Linked DNA regions of Homo sapiens: region 2 is linked to region 1. Evidence: read pairs that join two places in POLR2A ChIA-PET (ENCODE). Cell type or tissue: A673. All regions are shown on one strand. Each heading gives the region's core, and the rest is flanking DNA. Links, peaks and the distances in the headings are about the cores only.

What was found. ChIA-PET counts read pairs that join two places held together with the same protein. Peaks named below come from ENCODE experiments on the same cell type or tissue, not always from the same donor. Only the 100,000 strongest peaks of a DNase experiment are listed, where the experiment ranks them.
Region 2: POLR2A ChIA-PET joins it to region 1 with 6 read pairs; 2 of 35 experiments call an interaction of 5 or more read pairs at or near these places.

Annotation. Positions count from the first base shown.
Region 1 is chr5:143,440,528-143,452,022 of GRCh38, forward strand. No RefSeq gene overlaps it. Among named protein-coding and RNA genes, the nearest start is that of NR3C1, 43 kb to the left of the region's middle. In A673, for the core only: a CTCF peak has its summit at 8,409; a DNase peak (open chromatin) is centred at 5,564; H3K27ac peaks cover 1,293 bases.
Region 2 is chr5:143,074,428-143,085,922 of GRCh38, forward strand. All of the region lies in intron 17 of ARHGAP26 (Rho GTPase activating protein 26), which reads left to right. Among named protein-coding and RNA genes, the nearest start is that of ARHGAP26-IT1, 110 kb to the right of the region's middle. In A673, for the core only: no CTCF peak of the experiment used is centred there; no DNase peak of the experiment used is centred there.

The DNA of each region.
Region 1 (11,495 bases), core at 2,122-10,121:
TCCCTTTTTCCTTCTTCCTTATCTCCTTCCTTCCATCCTTCCATCATTATTTATATTTTGCTTCTCTATTTCTTTTTCCTTTCTATTCTTTCTCCTTTTCTCCTCACCTTTCCTTTGTCTTTCAATTACTTTCTTACCTACTTCTTTATCTTTTTACTTGTCCCTTTTCCTTCCTTTTCCTTTTATTTTTTTCTTTCCTTTTCTCTTCATTTTTCCTTTCTACCTTCTTTCCAGCTTTCTTTCTTTCTTCTCTGTCATTCTTTTTCTCAGCAGCAAATCACTTGACATTTCAACAAATCCACAAAGTAGCAGTAGTTTTATGGGCTGGTATTAACACCTATTATGACCAGCCAGGCATTGCAAACTGATGTGAGTGCCGATAGGCCCGCTTTTAGGCCATGCATGGAAAGTAGCCAAATCTGCACATGGCTATTATTTAATGATGCCCAGAGTCAAACAGGAAGCCTTCTGCAAATTGCCTCACAAATTATACAGTGGCTCCCTGCCTGCTTGTTATTGGCATGAAATAGATTTGTAAAACCAGCTTCTGACATCCAAATTATTTCCCTGTCTTTTACACACACACACACACACACACACACACACTCAAAGCTACCCTTCTAACATAAAAATTAAAAATATATTTAGATAGGAAATGTCATAGTCAAAGAAAGCATAAGCAAAAAACTTGAGAAAATATTTACAATATAATGACAATCACAAGGTCTGATTTCCAAAATATGCAAAATGTTATTATAAATTATTAATGCATATAATTTCAATATAAAGTGGGCAAAATTTATGAATAGATAATTCACACAGAAGGAAATAAAAATGTCCAGCAAACATAATATTCTCAACCTCAATAATGAAAGAAACTCAGTTTGAAAGGGTCATTTTTTTGAAAGAAAAATTTGTTGTTTTAACAAAGTATAATGCTTCAAACTGGCCTGAAGAATAATATTGGTGTATATTTTCTCTTCCGTAGCTTTTAATCTTACCATGCACACTTTCAAAGTGACTAAAAATACTTTCTCCCAATAAACAATTTTGCCCAATAATATCCATCCCCTCCCTGAGCCCAGTTCTCTTAAAACTCTAGGTTGTAAAGAAATTGGGGAGTATTTTTTCTGAGTAATAGCCTATGCAAGCCAAATTCTTTTTTTTTCTTTTAAGAGACAAGGTCTCATTCTGTTGCTCAGGCTGGAGTGCAGTAGTGCTATCACAGCTCATTGCAGCCTCAAACTCCTGGGCTCAAGGGATGCTCTCATCTCACCCTCCTGAGTAACTGGGACTACAGGCACATGCCACCATGCCTGGTGAATTTATTTTGTTTTATCTTTTGTAGAGATGGGGCCTTACTTGTTGCCTAGGCTGGTCTGAAATTCCTGGCCTGAAGTGATCCCCTCAGCTTGCCCTCCCAAAGCCCTGTGATTATAGGCATGAGCCACTACACCTAGCCTTGTAAGCCAAATTCTGTCAGACTGGGTCACCAATTATTCTTCTTTTTCCCTCATCCCTACTAAAATGCTCAGAGTATTAGATATCATCATCCTTATTTAAATATTTGTTATAAAACTGGAAAGGGTTGGACCACCTTGGAAACTTTTTTCACTTTTATCTCTTGCTTAATCAGTATAATAGAAAGCTAAGAGAACAGGATTTGGAGTCAAACTGAACCTAGCCTTAATCTTAGCTCTGGTATTTAGTATTGTGTTTCCTTGGGTAAGTTCCTTATTCTCTTGGAGCTCAATTTTCTCATGTATCCGCAAAACAGGACTAACCATAGCATCTCTTTCATAGGGTTGTGGTGAATCTTTAAGTGCTATTATGAACGTGAAGCATATAGCAGAGTACCTAACACAGGACAAAATAAATAAACTGCTGAGATAATGATGTCAATGACGATGAAAGCTTACAAAAGTAAGAGAACTGGTCAGAACGCTGATAAGAACTCCATATAGAATCTGCAAATTTAGAAAGAAGAGACTGAATCTCACTTAAATCTCAAGCAAAGAACTTTGCAACTTATTCAGGGTTTGAATCTATGTCTGTTGAAATCCCACTGAGTCAGTACAATGCTGAATGATGTCTCATTCTGGTGAATAGCCAGGCTGTAAAATCCTTCACAAATTTAAATACAGTATAGTGGGGGAAACAGATCAGAAAAGAGTGACAACAGTCAGAACAGTAGGGGAGGCAAACACACACCAAGGTCTATGTCTAATTTTGATACAATATGGGTCAACATCTAATAATATTCCTAAGATGATGAGAAGTAACCTTGACAACCCAGCTGATGCAGGCACTGAAAGAATAAGAGATTCACAGGGAGAAATAGGAGAAAATCTGGGCCATTTTCTTGGTTCAGTGCTGGCTCATACCTTTTGCTCTGTAGAAAATTTCTTATTACTTGTAAACCAAAGTCTTCTAATATTTAATTAACAAACATCTATTAAACACCTGTAATATGCCAAGACAATAGGTTAGGCCTTTGGGGATATAGAGGTCCCCTGCTCACAAAGGTTGTCAGGGAGGACATTACTATTCACAAGCGAGTAGGATACAGCTTAACCCACACAGTCCTGCAAGCTCAATACTCCTAGCGAAAGCAACAAAAGTCACTGATTAATTTTGACTTGGGATATGCTAATAATAGCGATAACAAATATAATACTGGTAATAATAAATAGGCTAGGTTTTGCTGCAGCAGCAAACAGATCTCAGTGGCCCTATACAACAGAATTTTATTTCTTGATCATGCTCCACAGCCATGTATTAGGTTGGTGCAAAAGTAACTGCGGTTTTGCCATTATTTTCAATGGTAGGCAGGGGACCTGTCTCACATAGCCATAGAATGCCACCATTGAGAACAGGCAACCTCCTCAGCTGCTGTGGCAGGGCAAGAGAGCATGGAGAATTGAGTGCTGGCTCTTAAGAGCGACTTGCTATTGCAGCTCACTGGCCAGACCTTGTCACATGGGCTTACCTATCCTGTGACTAGAGTGAGGAGTGAGGTGTGAGGTACCCAGAATATAGTCTTAGGAGGCTCTTGCTCTTGGGATCATGCAGGTATAGGGTTGGTCCCTGTGTGGCTCTGTGTAAAAGCCAGTGGCTCCTTGTATTTTTCACCTTAGAGATCTCACTGGTCTTATCCCAGTCCCAGCCTAATTGAAAGGGGGTTAGGAAATGTCATGTTCCTTATGTTGAGCTAGGGGAGGTCAGTTTTGGGGAGTACTAGAAACGTCTAGTAACCTAGCCTTGAAACCTCGACCTCATCTGTGGCACTTCCTTTTCTCTCCACCTTTCTGATCCAGGCAGTCACCAAATCTTGGGATTTGAATCAAACATAACAAAAGAACTAATATGTCAGTTACTTAACTATTTGCCAAGAATCGTCCTATGCACACTTATGCTCACTGATTCATTTATTCATTCCTCAGACAGCCCTATGAGGAAGTTCCTATCACTATTTCAATTTTTAAAATGAGAAACTTGAGGCTTGGAGAAATTGAGTAACTTGCCCAAGGTCTTCATCTGTAAGAGGCAAAGTTGAGATTTGAACACATATCTGACTATAATGCCACTAATCATTGTGGGAGCTCACACTTATTCAATATTCCAAAAATTTTAAATGAGAGTGTGGCTAGATCAGCCCAACTCATAAGATAGCTGGAGCAAGGAATACTGACTGGCAATTTGTGAGAAGTGTATATAGATATCATCATCAATGATTTCAAGCTTATGCCATTGATAAAAAGGGATGGTTTTGTTTTGTTTTGGGTTTTCACATGAGAATGCAGTGCGATCTGTTATTAGAAGATGTAGGATATAGAATAGGGATCAAAAAATCTTTACTAATCAGATGTGTGATTAGGGCAACTCTCTTCCTCTCAGTTTTGCCAATGATCAAGAAAGGAGCTGAATCAGATCTTTTAAGGCCATCGCCAGTATTGATATTACAAAATTTTGTGATGATGGCAGAAATACAGAAGACAGGGAAGAAATATATATATATGATAGAAATATATATAAATATATATATTAAAAAATATATAGGATAGAAATATACATAAAAATATATTAAAAATATAAAAATATATAAATATATATAAAATATATAAATATATAAAAAATATAAAAAATATATAAATATATAAATATATAAATATATATAAATATACATATAAATATATATAAAATATATGAATATATAATATATATAAATATATAAAAATATACATAAATATAGAAATATATATAAAAATATACATAAATATATAAAAATATAAAAATATATAAATATATAAATATATATAAATATATAAATATACAAAAATATATAAATATATAAATATATAAATATATAAATATACAAAAATATATAAATATATAAATATATAAAAATATATAAATATAAAAATATATAAATATATATAAATATATAAATATATATAAATCTATACAAATATATAAATATATATAATATATAAATATATAAATATATATAAAATATATAAAAATATATAAATATATAAATATATAAAAAATATATAAATATATAAAAAAGAATATATAAATATATAAAAATATAAAAAAATATATAAAAATATATAAAAGTATATATAAATATATATAAATATATTTGTTTTGTTTTGTTTGTTTGTTTATTATTATCATTTTTTTTTGAGACAGAGTCTTGCTCTGTACCCCCAGCTGGAATGCAGTGACATGATCTCGGCTCACTGCAATCTCTGCTCCCAGGTTCACGCCATTCTCCTGCCTCAGCCTCCCGTGTAGCTGGGACTACAGGCACCCGCCACCACGCCCGGCTAATTGTTCTGTATGTTTAGTAGAGACGGGGTTTCACCGTGTTAGCCAGGATGGTCTCGATCTCCTGACCTTGTGATCCGCCCACCTCAGCCTCCCAAAGTGTTGGAATTACAGGCGTGAGCCACTGTGCCCGGCCAGAAAAATATTTTAAAAACATAAAAATATTCTATAGCAAAACTGAAACACTGATATCTCAAACTAGACAATGTCTGACTGCTAATATTGAAGCAAATTTATCATACTATTTCCAACATTAACCATAAAATAATCCCTTAATCAGAAAAAAATGTGAGGTTAGTTGGAAATACAGCAAGAATTTTATAAGCTAATTTGGCAGAGATTAAATTTTCTTTGGTCAAATTGTTAATTAAAGTGTTTTTTTGGGGTTTGCTGTGCAGAAAATACAGAAGGAGTATGAATAGAGCTAAAAGTTTGACTCCTCCTGAGGCCATGTGGGACAATCACGAATGGCTGAAATGCTGAGACTGTGAAGATAAAGACAATAGATGCTCTTACAAAGGACCCGGGGGAGAACTACTTAGTTTAATTAAGGAGGAGGAGCATTTGAAGCAGTCATTAAGGATGAAGTCATGTATACGAATGCACACAAAAATCTTGCCTTTACATTTTTTTTTTTTTTTTTGGTGGAAACATCTGGCAAAAACATGTTGAGAAAAGAAAACTTTTCTGTTTTGTGCAGCAGGATCTTGCTGTGAAGAGATGAAAACTTGAGCTAATTACAGGATGTCTGCAAAAAGAAAGGGCTAGCTTTATATTTTAGACCAATTTTTCTCCCTACAGGGTAGACTGTCTAGTATAAAAGCAGTGGTATGCCATGGGAAACAAGTATGGGGTAGGAAACAATGAATTGAATCTAATCTATAATACCATACCATGAAGGTTATTAAAATAGCATTCAGTATATGCTTGCTTTTATAAGTGTGCCAAGCAAAGAACAGACAACTCTGAAACTTATATGATAAAGACTGCAGAACTGTACATTTTCATATGTGTAATATGTTGCAGACTTTTTATTAGAAATGTCCCAGCTATTGTACTATATGGAAGTAAATAATGTATCTTTTGGTATTTTGTTTTACATTTAAGACTACAGCTTCCTAAATCTCTTTCAAAAATTCCTTTCCCAATGTCTCTTTAGCTCCTTTTGCCTTTCCCCACAATCCTACATTCATTTCACCCCTTTTCCAGAGCTCTGTAGACTATTTGACCTAAAAAAGCACAAGAAAAAAAAAAAAAAAAAGAAAAGTTTGGAGTAGCCTGGTCCTAATCTCTCTTGGAGCATCCTGTGTGTGTGTGGCCCTCCTACTAACAGCAAAATGTCAAGACTGGAGTGATAGGCACCCAGGAGGTTAAGCTCATCCCTAGCCAGTTAACAAGTCCTACAGATAACTAACCATTCTAAAAGGATTAGGATTTGATTTAGGCAGAGTAATGTTTAATCCCAATGGCCTCTTCCTGTGGGAACAAGATGCTTAAAATCACTAGGAGGAGACTTTCTTTTTCTAACCATTTTCTGGAGCTGATTGAATAAAAAAGGTGAATTCCTCCCCACCCCCATCTCTAGAATTTGGGTTATTTTTTTTAATGTTTTTTATAAAGGGCTAGGCCAGTCATTACCTACTTCCTATTCGTGTGACATCACCTACACTGTCATGCTGAGGCTTGTGGGCTCAGGGACTCAGAGAATCTGGCTCCTGTAGCCCAGTCTCCTGGGGACCATGTTGCATCTTTCCCATCTCCTGTGCAACTGTCCACCATCCTCTGATCCTTCATGCATCACAAACACTCCACAGTCAAAACTCAGATCTCCTCAGATGGACCCAGAAATCTCAAAATGACTTGGAGGATGTGCCTCTTTATTGCTCAACAGTGACATTCTCTCTAGCTCTCTACCCTTCCCACTGCTCCCAAACTGAGCCATGTCATCTGCCATTTACTATCATTCTTGGAATGTTGGTTTTCTTTAAGTTGAGAACTATTTCTCCATAACTATATGTGTATCATAAATGAAAAAATTATGAAAAGATTGTGTGGCTTTTCTGTTTTCTGCCTGTTCCCAGTCAGTTGTTGATTTGCAGTCTTTGCAATAGGACTATAAACTCCCCAAGGGCCATGACTGTGTCTGCTTTTGCTCAACACCGCTCATCACTGTCCAGAGCCTAGAACTGCTTCTGGCATATAGTAGATGCTCAATAATTTTCCCTGTCAAGCACGGGAGCATAGGAATGAATGCCCTTACTTTGGCCATACACTGTGCTAGGTGCTTTGAGTACAGATATGAATGAGACACAGCTCCTGCTATCAAACCGTAGGAAAATGACTGATCTTTTAACATGCCTGTCATTGCTTTTGGCTTTAAGCAAAGCAAGAGAATTGAAGTTCCCATCACAGATCTGGTTTAGGGATCCTAAAGGAAACTGTTCCCACATGTCCCTCCCATTAGCCTGACAGCTTGTAGTATTTTCTGTATTTATTAACAATGATAACAGCAATGACAAACATAATTTATGGGTACTCACCCTGTAATGAACAATGCACATAGTGTCTTGCATATATTCTAGAATATTATTCTCATAATCGCCCCTATACCCTAGATATTTTTACGATTTTATTGGTGAGGAAAGAGAGGCTCAGAGAAGTTATGTGCCTTAGTTGTTATACCACCTACACAGCTGGTAACTGGAGGCAATTGCTTAGAACTCTGGCCTGTTAGAATTCAAAGACCAGACCCATAACCATGCTCTGTTCTGCCTCCCACTCCTTCCTTATGGCTAAAGTCATTTTGTCAAGAAAAGGCAACACAACAAGCAGTATTAGTGGGTCTGACTCTGTCACTTATAGAAAATGAAACTGGGTACATTTTGATTTGATTTTTCCAACTATTCATTGACATGGGTAGGTCAAATTTTGTACCCCTACTGTATTGAGGAGCTTGAGACTCCCCAGAGGTCACAGAGGTCATAAGGGGCAGATTGCTAGTCTGTCTGGATCACTATACTGTATTCTTTCTACAGGATGGGGAGGGAAGCCTCTAGGGATTTCAGAAAGAGATTTTCTGTTTCATGTTTTCACCAATGGATGGGACACCACATAGCCTTTTTGTGCTTAGGCCAAAGGAGACCAAACTAGTGATTAGAAAAACACCTGACCAAGAAGGCTAATGATAATTTTGCCTCATCTGAAAGATAGGAAAACAGTCTGCCTTCTAGCCTCTTCCTCCCTTTACACCAGGGGCTCTCAACCTAGGGTGTTTTTTGCCTACCTAGGGCAAATTTGGCAATGCCTGGAGACAATTTCTATGGTTATAACTGGGGCTGGGAGGGTGCTACTGGCATCTAGTGGGTGGAGGCCAGAGGTGCTGCAAAATATCCCATCATGCACAGGGCAGCCTCCCACAACAAAGAGTTATCTGGCTCAAAACCCTTGCTTTAAAGCCATGTTCTACCTATCCATTAAAAAAAAAATCCTTATTCTTCCAAAGAATATAGAAAACCCAGACAGTTCAATAGGCAAGATATCTAAATTGATTTTATAAGCAAGTTGTATAGGATCACTGAAGAGAAGGGAGATGTTTTACTTACTTATTTATATGAACATGATATTGTACAAGAAAAAAAGTATTTCTTCTCCTCCCCACTAGGAGAGACTTGGATAGTATCTTAAACTAAAAAAAAATAATAATTGAAAACAAATTATTATACCACAACTAATAAAGTATCAACTGGGGTCCTTTTTCTGTATAAATAATGTGGAACAATCCAAATGATGCAGCTAAGCATTAATGATGCAGTGAAGTCAACATCAAACAGATAGGCATGGAAAATTCAAATAATTTCCTGTAAACAAAAAGAAATATGCAATGAGGTTAATGTAAACCTCTAGTTCACCCCCTCCTTTCCGAGGCTTTCAGAAGCATGTCATTTAGAGATGATTCCGCTGATGTGGCCCATGGTCCATGCTTCTCTCTCTGCTATTTGTTTTGGGGATATATGTGGGTTAGCAAGAGTTCATCATCTTGTTTTTAAGTATCCTGCAGCACACATCAGGACACCAGAGGACTGCTGCTGCTCGGGGTTTGGGGAATAACCAGACCTAAGTCTTCACACTCAGAGATTGGGGTGGCATCACTCCAGGCCCAGCAATGGCCGCCGACCTGTCCTCTGAAGTCAGGTTCTTCTTTTATTTTGTTTTTGAGATGGAGTTTAGCTCTGTCGCCCAGGCTAGAGTGCGGTGGTGTGATCTCGGCTCGCTGCAACCTCTGCCTCCCGGGTTCAAGCGATTCTCCTGGCTCAGCCTCCCGAGGAGCTGGGATTACAGGCACCCGCTACCACACCTGGCTAAGTTTTGTATTTTTAGTAGAGATGGGGTTTCACTGTGTTGGCCAGGCTGGTCTTGAACTCCTGACCTCGTGATCCACCCATCTTGGTCTCCCAAAGCACTGGGACTACAAGCGTGAGCCACCGCGCCTGGCCGGTTCTTCTTTTCAGTCTTCTCCTTAAGCCTATGTCTTGTTTCTTCTCATTAAATCATTCAAGAAACATTTAGTTATTTTTCAGCCTAAGTCAGATTCTGTGTTAATGCTAGAAGTATGTACAGTGATGTGGAAACCAGATAGACACAGTTCCTGCCTTGATGGAGCTGCTAGTACAGTAAGGGAGAGAGGTAACTGATAATCTCATAAATAACTATTCAATGACAGCTGTGGTAGATGTGATGGGGAACATAACCTAGGATTTGATGAGCACACACACAGGGGAGCCTGACCAAGTCTCTGTATCAGTGGGGTGAGGGTGGGAAGTATGAGATGAGGATGAAGCTGGTTAGGGTGGTTTCTTCAAGGCTGTGATGTTTAAACTGCGATCCATAGGATTAATGAGTAGTCCAGGGAAACCATGTTCCAGGCACAACAAGCTACCTTATACAGCTTCTGTTTGCTTATACTTTTTGCCCATATGCAAACTTACCATGCATGTAGGTCTTCACGACTTTTTAAGCTCTTGCTACTTCTGCTTATAGCCTTATTCTCTAATATTTTCTCCTTCACATGTATAACAAAGGGAAGGTGATTAGGTCAGTTTAGTTTTTCACCCTAGCTTTGTTTGACTTTTAAGTTATTCCTGTTTCTGCAGCTAGAGTCAAATTTCTTCACGGGCAGGAGCCAAGGCCCTCAGACAACCTTGCTTTTCATGTTCTGGGAGGCTTCTTGGTCACTGCCACATGAAAATCCTTCTTTCATATGGAAAAAGTGGGGTTTTGAACGGCATGGTAATTAATGCAACACTTAGGCTATTCCACTGTCATGTATTATTTATCCTAGTTAGAATAAGAGGAGGAAAGGAAAGCATGAGATATTCTTTGTCATCTTCATATCTTCCTCTGTTTCAATCATTTTGGGTCAAAAAAGCATGACACCCTTGCCTTGTCCCTCCCACCTGTCATCTTCACTGAGCTTGGCTGTGATGGATCTGCCTTTCTGTGCTTCCTAAAATAGCATACATCTTGTTTGGACTTCTCAAACAATTTAAGGAAATAAACCTTATAAGTAGAATGCTGAGAAACAGTGTGGATAATATCTTATTATTTAATTTTATCCTGAGTAAAAAATAAAAGGGACCTTATTGAAAAACCCTCTTGGATGAATCCTGTATTTAGGGCTTAGCATCTTTTACCCATGCCTTGTAAAAGAATTAATTACTTAATTTATGGTTAACAAGGAGGGAGGAATCTCTTATTTTAGGCCTTAAACAGGGAGGGATGTCAGAGACTACTTCTTTTGCACACACCACCATGCACAGCATGGGCTGGGCAAATGGTGATGCCAAAGATCACTGCTTGAATGTTTGTTTAATGAGTGGAGGAGGAATATTATTAAGTCTTAGTCCTGCCAAACTCTTTGGAATCTCACTGCCTTACTCCCCAGCGTACCCTTTTTATTCTTCTTCTGTTGTAGCACTTATCACATTACACTGTCATCATCATCATCATCATTGCCAACACTTGTTTTGAGTTGCTTACTAAGGGTTGTTATCAAAAATAACATTGCCAAACTTTCAGAAGCTTGATTGTTTGGGCCATTTGTGTGTCTGTCCATCTGTCTATGCATCTACCCATTCATCCATTCAAACATCCAGCTCTCTGAATAAGAGAGTCTTGGTACCTAAGTTATTTAAAGTCTAGTAGCACCATTTTGACCACAGACAACTTCTTCTTGGAGGTTTGAATTCTTAAGCTACATACAAGTGGCAGAATGAGGGTGGAATGGGATTGAGTGGGGACAAGTGAGAGAAAGAAAGAGTGAGAAAGATACAGAGAGAGAAAGCATGTGCCTGTGCGAATGTGAGTACATATAGTAGCAAGGAGGTACAGATTCGTTCAGCAGCTATTTTTGAAATAAGAGACTAATAAGTATATAAAACAATTTTACATATGAATATGTATGTATGTATGCACATATATATAGATTTCCCTAGAAAAATCCCAAGGTCTTAAACAAAGATCTTTTGTGAGAAGCCACAGATATTAAAAGCCACACTCATTTAAGGAGAGCATGCACAAAGAGGAGAAACTAACTCAAGGGAAACACTGAGAAATAAGGAAATGCTGAGAAATGCCAAAGGACCTTAATGAAGAGGAATGGGGTG
Region 2 (11,495 bases), core at 1,283-9,282, 370 kb before region 1:
AGGGGTTGGAACACTCCATTGCTGGTTCTTGTATGACCTATAAGCTAATAATTTTTCTTAACATTTTAAAATAATTGAGAAAAAAATGCAAAGAAGAGTAATACTTCATGACACATGAACATTATATGAAAGTCAGATCTCAGTGTTCATAAAGTTTTATTGGAACAGAGCCATGCTCATTTATTTATGTGTTACCTATGGCAGCCTTCGAGCTAGGATGGCAGGTTGAGAAGTTGCAAGAGAACCACATGGCCTGTAAAAGCTAAATATTTACTCTCTGGTCCTTTAGAGAAGGTCTGCCAGAACTCCTATACTTGAGATTCCTTTTCCATTGGATGTCTCAGACCTAAGACATGTTTGGACTTGCTAACTCATTCAGCAGCTGTTATATCACATGCCTACAGCATGCCAGACACACTGCTAGACACAGGTATCCAAAGATGGACATGACACCTTCTCTGTTAGGAGGGAGGAGCTCACAGCCTAGAGGGTAGCATGGGCCTGTCCACAGGTGAACTACACTCCAGCTCTGTGTGCTGGTGCCAAGGTGTGAGATAGGTGCTGGGGAAACTCAGGAGGAGGACTGTGACTGCCTGGGAGGTGGGAAGAGAAGTGGGTTATCATTAGATAATGGATAGCAAAGGCTAGATAGCCTAAAGCTGCATGTTTTCTGTGCTGGTTACTTTTTAATTATAACTCTAGAATTGTTCCATTAAAGTTAATTGTTACCTAGAACAAGAGTTGTCATAATTTTAACAAGTGTGCCTTTAACATTTCAATTGCACATTAAAAATATTCCTCTATTATAGGGTCAACATTTTACAGAGCTATGTAAGTAAATATTATGTATAGTGATTTTAGTTTCTTATCAAAATATAAATATAAATATATATAAATATAATTTTATTAAAAATATGTATAAATTTATTTTAACAGTTGCTATTGGCAAAGGGGAATAGACTTTTAGGTCAAAATAGCAATTTTCATTTGCTTTTAAGTTTTTGAGTTTTTAAAAAAATGTTTCTCAGAACATTTAACAAAGGCTTAACTATATACCATAGTAGGGACGTTTGGTTTTTGTATAAAAAGGAGATCACTGGGCCTCACTCAAGATTTCCTGAATTATAATGGTGGGGATAGGCATGACATGCAGGGATTTCTATTTTTAATAAACTCCCAAGTGATTTCTATTTACACTAAAGTTTGGGAACTACTGCTAAGGACAATATTGATTAAATGTGCATTTTTAAAATTGTTATTAACTTTTTAATAGTTATGTTTTTGTTTTTGAGGCAAGGCCTTGCTCTGTCACCCAGGCTGGAGTGCAGTGGCGTGATCTGAGCTAACTACAACCTCTGCCTCCCGGGCTCCAGAGATCCTCCCACCTCAGCCTTCCAAGTAGCTGGGACTACAGGAGCACGCCACCAGGCCCAGCTAATTTTTGTATTTTTTGTAGAGATGGGGTTTTACCATGTTGCCCAGGCTAGTTTTGAACTCCTGGGCTCAAACAGTCCACCCACCTCATCCTTCCAGAGTGCTGGGATTATAGGCATGAGCCACTGTGCCTGGCCTTGTTTTTGTTTTTGTTTTGAAACAAGCTCTCACTCTGTCACCCAGGCTGGAATACAGTGGCACAATTACAGGTTGCTGCAGCCTGGACCTCCTGGGCTAAGGTGATCCTTACCCTCCCAAGTAACTAGGACTACAGGTGTGCGCCACCAGACCTGGCTAATTTTTTTTTTTTTTTTTTTTTGAAAAGCCAGTCTCATTATGTTGCCCAGGCTGGTCTCGAACTCCTGGCCTCAAACTATCCTCCCACCTCAGCCTCTCAAAATGCTGGGACTACAAGAATGAGCCCCCATGCTCAAGCTTTTCTGTCATCTCTGTCAGCCCCTGAAGTATACTGCACTTTTTAAAATTCTCTAAGACAATGTAAAGGAATCCTGATTGTCCAAAATGTGCACAGTCTCCCTCTTCTCCCTTTTTTTATTTTGAAATAGAGCAAAATGCACAAAAAATAATTTGGAGCATACATACTTGTATGTTTTGCTATAATCTTTCATGTATATATTTATATGTGTGGGCATATTTATATAACAGCTAACATTTGTCAGTTTGTTCCTTATCCCCAAATGTTAACATTGGCATCCTCTTTTGGCACACCCTGTTCAGTTCCCTTTGCTCTCCAGTGGAAAGCATTAACATGAATTTTAGCATATACCCTTTTGAACTATGTTTTGATACTTTAAAAGGGATTATTTTGTGTGTCCAAATATAGACGTCTGGTATTTGTATATGTGTTGTAATTTTCATAAATGCTATCAGGGTATACTCTAATTTTTCAGCTTGGGGTTTTCATTCAATTTTATTTTTTTGAGGTAAAAACTAGTTCATCTCTTTAAATGCTGTGTAAATATGCCACACGTTATTTATCCCTTTCCTCGTATTCCTAAGTGCACTGATAGGTGCTTAGAGTTGTTTCTAAAGTTTTTAACATTATAAGCAATGCTGCAGTGAACATCCTTGCAAACATCCTTTTGCACATGTGTGAGTTTTAGTAAGATGCATACCTACCTAGGAATGGAATTGCATAGTTTTTCTAGATAGTGCCACATTATTCTCTGTCATGACTGAATTGGCTTATATGCCTGATAGACTTTTCATTTTGGATCGATGGCTAGATATGGATACAGAATACTTCAGATGGCACTTAATGTGTCCCAGGCGGTGCTCTAAGTTCTGTGAATGCCTCAGGTATGTGGGCGCCAGTATTTCCCATTTACCATGAACTGTAAAAGAGTGGAGCAGGTTAGCTAAGCTACAGGTCTTGGAGTGGAGGCTGGTGGAATTGTGTTCCAGGCCAAGAATTGGAACAGCTTGGCTGAAGACCTGGAATATCAGGGAAGAAAAAGAACCCAGGAACTGAAGGATTAAATATCTTCATAGGATTACAGATGGGCTGATGTTGAACCACCCAGAGAGATCTGACATAGAAAACCCCAGCACCGGTTCTTCTCATTGTCCTCACTGGGGCTTTGGCAGGTCCTGCTTATGATAAAATGCAAAGGCTCTTAACCCTCTGCCACAAGCCTCCCTAAAAAGGGCTCTACCACCTCAGAAGCCAAGCAGCAGCAGACAGAACTCATAAAAGGCTCACCGTAGATGACTAGGACTAGGGCTCCTGGCTTAAGCAGGTCACCGTGGCTATGGGGTGCCACCATTTCTGGCTTGCACAGATGACAGGGCGCTGCCAGCGTCTTTGTGGAAAGTCTCTCTTGAGGATGGGTCTGAAATGTCTGACTGTTGTGAGCAATTTCTAAAAGTAAACTGTGCAATCAAAGAGAAGTCTGTCTTTCTGACCTTGGGTCTGCATAGCTATTCGGACCACCTAGAGGGTTCGAAGGCCAAGAGTAGGGTGGGGCTGTAGCTGTTGGTGCCTAGGCTCTTCTTTTCTGGGATGCAGACTGAGCATATCTCCCCTCCCCCAACCCTGGTTTCCAGGAATCTCCTTAAGCCCCTGATTGCCTCTCACCTTTGCTGCCAGCCTCTAAAGGCCAGTTCATCTCTGCATGCCCTCTCCTATATTCTACCACCATTGAAATGAACAAACTATTGTATTTTCTCACCTTCTGTGAGTGGACAGGAAGAAGGGAGGGAGGAAGCTAGCAGGCTAGTCAACCAAGAAAGAAAAACCTTAACAAAGTTTAGGTTCCTGCATTACCCAGCCAATCATGTTACGCTAACTCAATAAAAAATGAAGTTTCATTGCAGGGAAAGTAAGTCAGGACACCAAAATGATGTGTTAGCAGGGCTGGGCCTAGGGCGAGGCAGAAGAGACACCTGGGTGCAAAATTGAAGGAGGCAATAACCTGCAACCATCCCGAGAGTGAGTGAGGGCCTCTTTAAATGTGGCCTGGGTGTGTCTCCTGTCTAACTCTAGTCCTGCCCCTGCTGGATTTCAATTCGGATTTTGGTTTTTTATTTTGGTCAGTATCCAGACCTGAGTGTGTCCGTTTTATTCCCTCGGCTGTGGACACTGATGGACCGTGCTAGAGAAGAGATTGATTCAGTCTGCTTTTAGTTTGCCATCTCAGACTACATCTGGAATTTTATAGCAGTTGGGCGGGGTGGGGGAGGTTTTCAGATAATAGTATTTTGTTTCAGAGAAAACTTTTCAGGAATGTGTCTTGCTGGTAAGCAGAGACAATTGACAATTGCTTCTCTCCTATTAACATCAATAATTTAAACCTGTCCTAGAACTTAAATTATAATTGAGGCAAGAGGCAGATATTCAGACATATTCATTGAAAGCTGGCCTGTGTCCAACTGTGGTGAAATAAGACAGGTGGGTTTGATTGGCCTAAGAGGTGGAAAAATCAACTTTAGAGACTTTCTTAGCATCTGAGCTCTTTGGGTTCTTAAATACTTTCTTGATGGCTGACTGGTGAAACCGGTGGTTATGGTAGCATCACTAAACATACATGGCATTTTTATTTCAAGAAACCAAACTTCCAGACATGCACCTGATATCTTGATTGTGCTCTGCAAATGCAGAGTAATTTCCAGCTGGATCAGTAAAGGATAATATTGGCTGTGGGAAAAGTGCTAGGATTATTACTTTATCTTATCATGTGTTTAACTTTTCCTTTGTTTTCACATAACTAGTCTGCAGAAGGCCTGTCTCTCCCTCCTTTAACTTGTGCTCTCTTGGGAGTGCTTACAAGCTTTGTCATGTCTGAGTGCAAAGTCAGTTTGGAAATGGTAGAGGGATGGGAGGGCACAAAGGATCTATAGAGTTGGGCAACCAAACAAGTTAGGTGGAGGAAGCCTATGAAACATTATTTTTCTCAGACATCTACTGTGAAGTAAGCGCTTTCTCCTTTGGAGACTGCTAGAGCAGAAACCTCCCCATTTTTCTCCTTCTCTGTTTCCAGCGTCCTCTATGTGTCTATAAACACCTTTGCTACCAGGCTACGATTCTTTGGTCTTTGTAGTCGGCACGGGAGAAAGGCAGGCAGGGAGATCACCCAGGAAGCTCCCTTTGCCTTTTCAGAGTTAACGGTGCTGTGCAGCTGATTTGATTATTACATTTAACTGAAAAAACCTGCAGGGTGTGCCAGACACGGGACAACCAGCCTGGTATTGTCGGCCCCATACAAACCCTTCTCACTGTCAGACCGGATTAAACGAACATGTTTTTAAATATATTTACCTTGTTCAGGTCTTGGAGCAAGCACTTGCTTCATCTCAATGACTCCTTGGGATATTGTTATGTGTACATTGGACCTATTTTACCTGTGGACTCGTTTCCCTATAGCCTTAGCATGGTAACATTGGTGGAAATTGATCCAGTGGTGCAGCGTGCCTAGGGAAAGTGAGCTTGTTTGACAGAAGCTTTGCAGGGCCTAGGGAGAATCTAGAGATAGATGAGATGCAGGATTCTCCTGGTGCCCAAAGCCTAGGCTCATGTTGCCTCACATGGTCTTCTCCCTCTTTAAAAGACCAAGCCAGCTGTCACATAGCTCCAGAGCATCTGGATGGGGAGGATATACTGGGGAGCCTCAGGAGTATGACCTACCTCTGGATAGTGGGGGACCTTACACTATTCAAACACAAGTTCAGATGGCCATTCTAGTAGGTGAGTCCTGGTCACTCTTTTGCCTATAAGATGGGAGCTGACCTTTATATGTAGGACTGCTAGGAGCCTTTCACTTATTCATTCTTCAAATATGGGGATGCCTATTATATACCAAGTGCTATTCTAGGCATGGGGATATAGCAGTGCCCAAGACAGAGTCCCTGCTGTCTTAGAGCTTAAAGTTAAATTGAGGCAAGATGCAGATATTTGCACATATTCATTGAGTACCTACTCCGGATTTACGACCTGTGAATACAGTGGTAAATTTTTTTAAAAAATAGAAGTATAGACTAAATCCATTATAAAGATAATTTCAGGTGGTGGTAAGTGCCCTCAGGTAAGAGTAAGCCCAAGTATTGAGGATGGACAAGGAGCTGTGTTAGGCCAAGTGGTCAGGGAAGGCTCTCTGAGGAGGTAGCATTTAAGCCATGACCTGAATGAAGTGAGAGAGCAAAGCCCTGTGAAGAGGTAGAGGAAGGTTCCTCCAGGAAGAGGGAACAGCAAGTGCAAAAACCCTGGGAAAGGCACCTGCTTGGTGTGGAAACACCCTGGGCGTGGTCACGGAACAGTAAGATCTGTGTGGTACAAGCTGAGTTTGCAGAGCTAAGCAGGGGCCAGATGAAGTGGTAGCTTGGGGACCTCAGGAAGAAGTTTGAATTCTGTTCTAATTGTAATGGGGAGCCACTGGAGGGTTCTGAGGGTGTGAATGGCACAATCTGTGGTGAGGGTGTTTCTTTTCCCAAGGACACCCAGTTGCTCTATGGCAAATGAGCTGAACAGGAGCTAGTGTGGTGTTGGGGAGGCTGAAGCAGTAGTGCAGATGAAAGACACTGGGGCCTGGACTAGGGTAGTAGTGGTGGAAATGCTGAACAGTGGGCACATTTGGGATATATTTTTAAAGATAAGGCCAACAGGATTAACCAATGAGCTAGATGTGATATGTGTAGGGAAGGGGGATAAAGGATGACTCCTGGGTTTTTGGCCTTCACTGGGGGAGAAACGGAGGTCTTGTCTTGTTTTATTGTTGTGGTGGAGTGGGTGGGTGTTGGGGTAAAGACACCAAAAGTTCTACTGAGAGCTCTCAGCATACAGATTATTCTTTCTTGTATATCAACCACAGGACTGATGAGATCACTGAGGGCAGGTCTGTGGATAGAGGAGGAGAGGAGCCAGGACAGAGTCCTGGGGCTCTACAGCATTTAGAAGTGGGAAGAGGAGGGTCTGGCAGTGAAGATGGGAAGGAACAGCCTGGGATCAGAGCAGAGCCTTTGGCTGTATTCTAGTCAGGACTCACACCATAGAGAATAAAATAAAATCAAACTCTGGAAGACTAAGCACGCTGTTTGGGGAATATATTACTTGGTTGCTTTAAGACAATGACCTATGTTTTCCATTGATGTAATTGGAAATGGCACAGTTTTGAAGAGTGGAAGTCCTGGAGTCAAACAGACCTGAGTTCAAATTCCATTTATAGCACTTACCAGCTGGGGGACCTCCAGAAAATTACCTACCATCCGAAGACGGTGAAAACAGAGGTGTCCTTGTTTATAAAATGGGAAGAATAATAGGATCCATCTCAGAGTCAGTGTTGTCAAGATTGAGTTGATGCATGCAAAGTGCATATCCAGTTTCTGGCATGGAGTAAGGGCTTAAAAATGGTAGCTTTTGCTGGGAGCAGTGGCTCACGCCTGTAATCCCAGCACTCTGGGAGGCCGAGGCCGGCGGATCACAAGGTCAGGAGTTCGAGACCATCCTGCCGAACACAGTGAAACCCCGTCTCTACTAAAAATACAAAAAAATTAGCCGGGCGTGGTGGTGGGTGTAGTCCCAGCTACTCGGGAGGCTGAGGCAGAAGAATGGCATGAACCCGGGAGGTGGAGCTTGCAGTGAGCCGAGATCGCGCCACTGCGCTCCAGCCTGGGTAACAGAGGGAGACTCCATCTCAAAAAAAAAAAAAAAAAAAAAAAAATGGTAGCTTTTGTCTGAGTAACTCTTTCTCTGGATCTGTTGCTGGGGACGTTTGAGAGTTTGGAATACTGTATTTTCTACTTTGCATTTTTGGGTCTTGCTTTGCTATTTATAACTTCTGTTTAGTATCTGTTGCTGGCTCTTAGCATAGTGATAATGCCGTGATTGCTTCAGCCTTGACACTTGTCCCACCCCCCAAGACAATAATTATGTCACCCTGGAGGTGTTAGGAAAAATTCTTCTAGGATGAATGAATTGAGCATTCTCTCTGGACTGTCACAAAAATATGGAGTTGTGTTTACTGTTCCCATCCAGAAAGAAATGCTCTCATCACTATCTGTCCCTGCTCAGAAGTCATGAGGAATAACAATTTATGCCCAAGAATTTATGAGGAACATAAAAAATAATAAAATTAGTTTGAATTTGTTGAAAACCTGTTATATGTCAGGTGCTTTAGATATCTGGTATCTACTATCATTGCAGAAGTCCCCAAAAGCAAAAATTGGGATTTTTAATTTACAGAGGAGAACACTGAGATTCAAAGTTACATACCTTGCCCAAAGTCACACTGCTACCAAGTTTCAAAGTCAAGAATTGTATTCATGTTTCTGGCTGAGTCTTGAGCCTATTTTGTTCTCACTATACTGTAGCCGCACATAAGCGTAATTACAGATCTGAAACCAAGAAGATGGGAGTTGTATATAGCTCACTTTAGACATACCTCTCCTTCTAAAGTATTTTATTTCTCTTTGAATTTCATAAAATAAGATTATTCATTTTCAAATCACAAAAGCCTAACTGATGTTTTCCCATGGCTTCTGTTTAAAAGAGTTTTCCTTTTCTACAGAACGTCACGGGTTTTTGAGTTTAAAAATGAAGGGAAGAGGTTGATGTAGCTCATTTTTATTTTGGTATTCATAGCTAAATATCATATTCTTTAAGCAAAGATTGTCACTGTAGAGTGACATTTTGCATTTTGCTGGACCATATCGATGAGTTAGAGCTACCAAGAATCTCAGCCGAGTATAATACAGCAGTCGAAGGCAGTCTCTATGTATCTTGGGGAAGCTAGAGCTGGAGACTTTTTCTTCGTCTTCTTCCTTTTTCTTTTTCCCATTAGTCACAGGTGTCATTGTTTCCTAGCTATGAGCTAGTTTACATTATTAGGCCACGGATCACTTCCTCTGGAAACTGGTTTACCATGCAGATATGATCCTAAAATTCCGGCTGTATTTCTGCTCAAGCATACATCGCAGTAACCGGCCTAATGATCAGTTTTACTCCTGCCAAATTTATCTTTGTCTCGTTTTCTCCCCCTTTGCTCCACTCAGGCATACCTTGTGAGATGAGAGAGCAAGTCTTATGTCTCTTAATATCTCCAGCATCCATTCTGTTGACCACATCATAAGAGCACAGTAAATATTTTTTGAGTGGAGAAGAATTTCCTGTTTAAGCTTTTTTACTTCTTTTTGTTGTTGTTTGGAGACAGAGTTTCGCTCTTTTTGCCCAGGCTGAAGTGCAGGGACACAATCTTGGCTCAATGCAATCTCCGCCTCCTGGGTTCAAGCGATGCTCCTGCCTCAGCCTTCCAAGTAGCTGTGATTACAGGCACCTGCCACTACACCCGGCTAATTTTTGCATTTTTAGTAGAGATAGGGTTTCACCATGTTGCCCAGGCTGGTCTCAAACTCCTGAACTCAGGTGATCCATCCACCTCTGCCTCCCAAAATGCTGGGATTATAGGCATGAGCCACTGCACCCAGCTGCTTTTTTATTTCTTAACTCCGATTCAATATATCTTTCTCCCATCTTATATCTCAGACTTATCCCTCTAATAAGAAAACCTTGAGATACTTCATTTGCAAAGGTTGAGTTTCAAGTCATTATATTACGTGTCATAAAAATTAAGGCATGATTTTAGAGCAAACAGTGTTCTTCAAGATAAGAGGAGACACTCTTTAGTTCTTTCCACTTTAAAGCATCTGCAGGCTCTCGCCGTCCACGTCATTGACTTTTATATGATGCCACCAGCTCATCCGGATGCATTCAAAGTGTGGTCAAAACTATAATTGAGTGGGAATTTAACAACCTTCAAAAGACTCTGCCTTAATGACCCGACTGTAGGGGACAGATTAATTTTCAGTAAGATTTGGGATCATAACTGTGGTCACAGTATTCCCTGCCATTAAAACTTAATCCTAGTTTAAAAAATTAAAAAATAAGTTTTTCACTATATGCTATTAAAATAGAAAAAAGAGAACAAGAACCAGACAGATTTAGCTGTCTGTGCCCAGCCATGAGCTCTAGATTCTCATCACTCTGTGCTGATTGATTGGCAATGGCTCATAGAAATGAATTTGGAATGCATGGAAAAGCTGCTCACCCTCTTTTTGTTCCCTTGAGCGGAATGCATGGGGTGCTTATGGGAAATCTGGCAGAAGAGCAGGGGAAGGTTTATGGCCTGAGTTTCCACAGATTTGGAGGGAGGCGTGTTTTTAACCAAAAGGGAGCCCTGCCCTTTTTACTGCCCTACTTACAGGGAACTCTGCCCTCTCCAGCGTGGCATACAAAGACATCTTGTGATCTGGACACTGCTTCCTCTCCAGCCTCGCCTGTCTCCACTCCATGCCAAAGGCTCGCTGCTTTGGGAATAACCAGCTGCTTGTAGGGCACACAGTCACACCTCTTTGCCTTTGCTTATGCCAACATCTCCGTTAGAAATACTTTCTCCGCTGGGCGCGGTGGCTCATGCCTATAATCCCCACACTTTGGTGAGGCCGAGGTGGAAAGATCACGTGGTCAGGAGATGGAGACCATCCTGGCCAACGTGGTGAAACTCCGTCTCTACTAAAAATACAAAAATTAGCTGGGCGTGGTGGCGCGTGCCTGTAATCCCAGCTACTCAGGATGCTGAGGCAGGAAAATTGCTTGAACCAGGGAGACGGAGGTTACAGTGAGCCGAGATCGCGCCACTGCACTCCAGCCTGGGCAACAGAGCAAGACTCCATCTCAAAAAAAAAAAAAAAAAAAAAAAGAAACGCTTTCTGCACGGGTAGAGTTTCCTCTCCCTCACCCCATGCGTTGTGCGAATTGTGGTCCCGGCCCCGGAAACTCTTGATTCGCTTGTTTTTCTTCCTCTCTGTTAGAGGACAAGCTTCTTGATGATAGGCCCCAGTGTCTATCACATCATTTGTCCCACTCGGCCTGGCCTGCAGTAGGTGCTTCATAGAACATCCTCTGGTGGCAGATAGTAGGGGAGACATTCACCAGTTAGTCTCATATACATATGTGATGAAAAACAGAGGCAGAGCATAGGGTCTCTAATTTGGGGATAGGGGAGGTGGGTAATGTAAAGAAATTGAGAAATTAGTTGAGAAAAAAGAGGGGGACAAGAGGGAAGAGAGTTCCAGTTAATGGCATGTGTGAAGGCAAGCAGTGTCACAGGAGTACAGAGAGGAAAAGGTCAAGGTACAGATTAGCTTAGGAGAACGCGACAGAGGCAATAATGTAACTGCATATGATGATGAATTTTTAAGCCAGATAATTAGTCTGAGTTTTATAACTAGGCAGGCAACACTGAAAGTCAGAGCTGACTCTATTCATGCTGTCCCTGTCCCAGACTTTGAGGATAGCGGCAGCAGATGCAGAGCGCTCCACAGCATTGGTTCAGTTAAACCAAGTGTTTATCCATCTGGTTGGATTTGAGTGAGTGCCAAAAGTTAGCTGAGGATTCCCAGCCCTGAAGTGGCTGTGGGTACGAGGAAGGAAACAAACCTCCTTAACCGAAAGAATGTCCTGAATTTCAAACTCATTGGAAACCATCTTGGTTGCTCAGATTGTCTTACTTTTTAAAAAATGGTTTCTTATAATATTTAAATAGTTTTAGCTA